2 separate regions of the Homo sapiens genome follow, and region 2 is linked to region 1. The links are chromatin loops, found by intact Hi-C in ENCODE. Cell type or tissue: breast epithelium. All regions are shown on one strand.

Evidence for each region. Peaks named below come from ENCODE experiments on the same cell type or tissue, not always from the same donor. Only the 100,000 strongest peaks of a DNase experiment are listed, where the experiment ranks them.
Region 2: a loop joins it to region 1, with 9 times the contacts of the local background. A loop is called at or near these places in 1 of 110 quality-filtered maps.

The regions. Positions count from the first base shown.
Region 1 is chr5:150,625,969-150,628,468 of GRCh38, forward strand. It overlaps LOC124901107 (a long non-coding RNA gene), which reads right to left and starts at 977. Exons shown (of 3, transcript XR_007058995.1): 1 at 695-977. It also overlaps a transcript of SYNPO not described here. RefSeq lists enhancers at 82-421, 183-898, 899-1,612 and a silencer at 1,071-1,140. In breast epithelium, no CTCF peak of the experiment used is centred here; a DNase peak (open chromatin) is centred at 1,123; H3K4me3 peaks cover 2,010 bases; H3K27ac peaks cover 2,500 bases.
Region 2 is chr5:149,463,926-149,466,425 of GRCh38, forward strand. No RefSeq gene overlaps it. Among named protein-coding and RNA genes, the nearest start is that of MIR145, 35 kb to the left of the region's middle. In breast epithelium, no CTCF peak of the experiment used is centred here; no DNase peak of the experiment used is centred here; H3K27ac peaks cover 1,089 bases.

The sequences.
Region 1 (2,500 bases):
GGTAGCCCCTGAGGGGGAAATTGCACTGTGGACAGCAGTGCTGGTGGTAGCTGTAGGGCTAGTCAGAGGGTGCCCTACCCCCTGTCCATTAGAAAGTGGAAGTGAAACTGGATGCTGATGGGGGTCTAGGGTACACTGGGGCAAGGGGTTGGAAGCCTTACTGGCGCCAGCCTGCCTTGTCACCAAGCCCAGGCCTGGCCCATTCCATGTTGGGGGGCACAGCCACAAACTGGAACTGATGTGCTCCCCCACTACTTGCCATATTGTCTCAGGCAGGCAGATGAGATCCCTCAGGGGAGTTGAAAACCCCCCGGGGAGCTGAAAAACCCTGTTTGCTGGGTGGGGCATCCCCTTCCTCTGTCTCCTTAGGAGATCTTGGTCTGGTTCCTCCCCTTCTCTGGTCCTCAGTTTTTCCATCAGTACGAAGGGGATGGCCTAGGATCACTCTAGCTTGATATTCAAACTTCCCCCAGGAATGTTGTTTACCACTCTGGCTTGCAGCCCCCACTTTCCAGGCCTGCCCCGTCTTTGCAAGCCATGGGCCGGCTCCCCTCAACCCCACAACTGACACCTAAATTAAGCTGTGGTTGGAACCAGCATTTACATGGCTAAATAAGGCCTTTAACTCCTTCCCTCCCTAGTCAGCTGTTGCCCTTATCTACTCCCCATCCCTTAAGGTAGGAAAAAAACCAACCAAATCAAACCTGTGGCATTCAGGCGCGTGGTTCCTGGTGCATCCCTAGGTTCTTCCGTGGCATTTTATCCAGTATCCGATTTTAGAATTGGGGAGACTGGGGCCAAGGAGGGGAAGAGGTTTGCACAGAGTGATTCTGTGGGAAGGAGGCAACAGAGCTCCCTCTCCTTGGGAAAGAGCACATCCTTAATAGGTGAATGGCGACATGAGTGTCCATGGAGCACCTGGAGAGAGAGGAGAAGCATGGGAGGAACCTTCTTCCATCTTCTCTCCACCCCTAGTCACAGCCCATTTCCAGGGCTGACATGTGTCTTCCTGAGCCCACGTCACAGCTCTGGGAGGTGGGCAGGGCAGGAGTCAGCACACTCCTTCCACCTGCCAGGGCTGCCCTCCCACAAGGCTGAGCACACCTCCAGGGCCCCTGCCTGGCCTGGGAGGCACCTTTTCCTTCAAGGCAGCTCCCAGGCTTCTAGACATGAGCTCATCGGAGCTGCTGGTGCCAGGAAGGGAGGGACTGAGGGGAAGCAGGCAGGGCTGCCCAGATCAGGGCACCGTGGGCCCGGGGAAGTACAGGGGGGTGCTACTGGTGAGGCCCTGCAGGCTCTGGTCCCCATTGTAGTGAAGAGACAGCAGCAGGATAGATCTGCTGAGGGTCAACTGGGGAAGGGTGGAGATGGGCCAAGTGCCCTGGGCTGTAGTGCTAGGCCAACCTCTGCTGCCCACTCACTTACTGTGTGACCTTGGGTAAATCCCTTTCTCTCTATGGGCCTCACTGTCCCTGGCTAGCAATGGGTTGGGATGGGTGCTTAGACACTGAGGTTGCAGTAGTGAATAAGACAGACAGGCCCCTGCCCTCAAGGCACTTGCATTTTAATTGGGGAGATAGAAAAGAAAAAAGGAAGCAAATAAATCATCAAGATAATTTCAGATAGGTAAAAGTGCCATAAAAAAATAAGTCATGCTGTTAAGATGGAGAGCAGTTAGGGGGCTACCGGGGGTTGGTGATTAGGAAAGTCCTCTCTCAGAGGTGACTTCAGAACAGAGACCTGAATCTTATTTGAAGCAATGCTCAAGGCTTTCTGGGGAAGGTGTATCTGCAACTGGAGTCTGGAAGAATGGGGAAGCTGGGGTGGGGGAGGATTTGGTTGGGAGGAAAGGTTTCCCAGAAGATGGTCATGCTCTGGGGCTAGGGGCTGGGACCAGTGGCAGGGACTGGAGGGTGGGGGTGTTGGTTGCATCCCCAGGGGCTTCAGACTGCAGATCCAAAGGAGCTCCACCTGAGATCTGGTCAGAGGGGCGGCTGGGCCTGCCTGCAAAGTGGCTCTGCTAAGTTAGTCGTGTGTGTGTGTGTGTGTTTCTGTGTGTGTGTGTTTCTGTGTGTGTGTGTGTGTGTGTGTGTGTGTGGTCAGAGTCTTTTGTGAACTGTCCCTGGATATTGGGGCTCAATTGCTACCCAGTGTGGCCAGAGGAGGAGTCAACATGGAAGCAGCCTGTAGGCCCTGTAATTCCAAAGGCTTACACAAGCCCTCTGTTTGGAATGAAATCTACCAACTGGCTGCTGCTGCCTGAAATTCCACCAGCCTAGCTTCAGCTTTTCCACTCGGTGAGGCAGGGTCGTATAGTACTGTGCAGACCCTGCCCTACCCTACCCTGTCCAGCCTCCCAGGGTTGCTGCGGGTGGAACAAAATTCAGTCTACTCCTAAATTCTTGGAGGCATGCCTCATGTGTGGCTAATACACAGATTCTGTGGTTGGACCTCTGGGTTCCCTTCCTGGCTGGCTGGGAGATCTTAACTATGTTATGTA
Region 2 (2,500 bases), 1.2 Mb before region 1:
GGGACCACAGGCATGTACCCCCACACCTGGCTAATTTTTTGTATTTTCAGTAGTGACAGGGTTTTGCCATGTTGCCCAGCCTGGTCTCGAACCCCTGGGCTCAAGTGATCCATCCATCTCGACCTCCTATAGTGCTGGGATTACAGGAGTGAGCCACTGTGTCCCGCCTTACATGTCTGTCTTTTTTGAGAGGGGGTCTCAACTCCTGTCACCCAGGCTGAAATGCAGTGGTGTGATCTCAGCTCACTGCAACCTCCACCTCCTGGGGTCAAGTGATCCTCCCACGTCAGCCTCCCAAGTAGCTGGGGTCACAGGCGCAGGCCACCACACCAGGCTAATTTTTTATTTTTTATTTTTTGTATTTTTGGTAGAGACAAGGTTTCACCATGTCGCCTAGCCTGGTCTTGAACTCCTGAGCTCAAGTGATCCACCCTCCTCAGCCTCCCAAGTAGCTGGGACCATTGGTATACACCAGCATACCTGGCTAATTATTTTTTGTACAGACAAGTTCTCACTATGTTGCCTAGGCTGGTCTCAAACTTCTGGGCTCAAGAGATCCTCCCACCTCAGCCTCCCAAAGTGCTGGAATTACAGGAGTGAGCCATGGTGCCAGGCCGCATGTCTGTTTTTATGTCAGTACCACACATTTTACATATGGGGAGACTGAGGCCAAGGGAGGGCAAACCAAATTCAGCAAGCTGGTGAGTAAAGAAAACAGGGTTTGAACCCAGGTACACCCAAGTCCAGAGCCCTTGCTCTCTGTCCACCCGTCTTCACGCCCTCCACCAATGGCTATGCTTTCCTGCCCTGGCTGTGCCCATGCTGTTCTTCTCTGTGCCCCTAGCAGGGTCCCCAACTCCATCCAAGGCCCATTCAGGACTTTGAGGTTGAGAGAGCCCAAGAGGGAAGGAAGCCACCACTTGCAGGCCCTTCCAGCACAGGCCAATCTGGTGCTGCCACCATCTTCCAGCCAGACCCTCACCCCTGGGAATCAGCCCCCGCCCTTCATCCCAGCAGCCTGCTCGGCAGCCTTTGCCCTGTGTCTGTTTATGGCTCCTTTCCCCAACTACTGACTCAGCCCTTCCTTTTTTGGGCCTTCAAGGACTGGAGGGGGGCAGGGAGAAGCCACCAGGCTGAGCTTCAGACTGCAAAACTCCCTATTGCTGCAGTGGGAGTAAAAGCCCACAGCCAGGCCAAACCAGGAGGATCACTCGAGCCAAAGGGTTTAGGACCAGCCTGGGCAACATGGCGAGACCCTGTCTGTATAAAAAGAAAAAAAAAATGACCACAACCAAGCGGGAGCTGGTGGAACAAACAGCCCCTCCTGAACTTCCTGTCCACTTCAGGGCTTCCATCATCGGACTCTCTCTACAGCCAGGACAGAGTCAAGCTTCAGCTTCCTTGCCTGTAAACTGTGGGTAATAATAACACCCGCCTGTAGTAGTTCGCTAGGGCTATCATACATAGCAAAGTAACACAAACTGGGTGGCTTTAACTACAGAAATATATTGCCTCTCATTTCTGGAGGCTGGCAGGCCCAGATCAAGGTATTAGTAGGGCTGAGTCTTTCTAAGGCTGTGAGGAAGTCTCTGTTCGAGACCTCTCCTAGCTTCTGCTGCTTTTCTCGCAGTCTTTGATGTTCCTTGACTTATGCACGTATTAACCAGACCTCTGCTTTCACACTCACATGGTTCTTGCCTGTGTGTGCCTCTGTGTCCAAATTTCTCTTTTTATAAGGACAACAGTCATGCTGGATCAGGGCCCTAATGACCTCAACTTAACTTGATCATCTGCAAAGACCCTATTTCCAAAATAAGGTTACATTCACAAGTACTGGGGTTAGGACTTCTGCATCTTTTTTTTTTTTTTTTTTTTTTTTGAGACGGAGTCTTGCTCTGTTGCCCAGCCTGGAGTGCAGTGGCACGATCTTGGCTCACTGCAATCTCCGCCTCCCAGGTTCAAGCAATTCTCTGCCTCAGCCTCCTGAGTAGCTGGGATTACAGGTGCCTGCCACCACGCCTGGCTAATTTTTTGTATTTTTAGTACAGACAGGGTTTCACCATCTTGGCCAGGCTGGTCTTGAACTCCTGACCTTGTGATCCACTCGCCTCGACCTCCAAAAGTGCTGGGGTTACAGACATGAGCCATCACACCCGGCCAACTCCTGCATCTTTTAGGGCAGGGAGATGTTCAAGCCATAACACCGCCTCACAGGATTGTCAAATGGATGAAATGAGCTAACGCATGCTGTGCCAGGCACAAAGTCATCACTCAGTGAATGTTCTTTATTATCATATTGTTATTATTTCTCTGCACAGTGGCTGCCAGTGTGCTGCACTGGGTCCTATGGGGTGGCCATCCCAGGGTAGTGCAAGTGCCCCACAAATCCCTGAAATGTGACCAGCAGTGGCTCCAGAATTTCACAGTAAGGAGGAACTTGGGGGCGTGGGAGGGAGATCAGGTTGGAAGGGGCTCAGCACGCTCACTGATGGATCTAAGC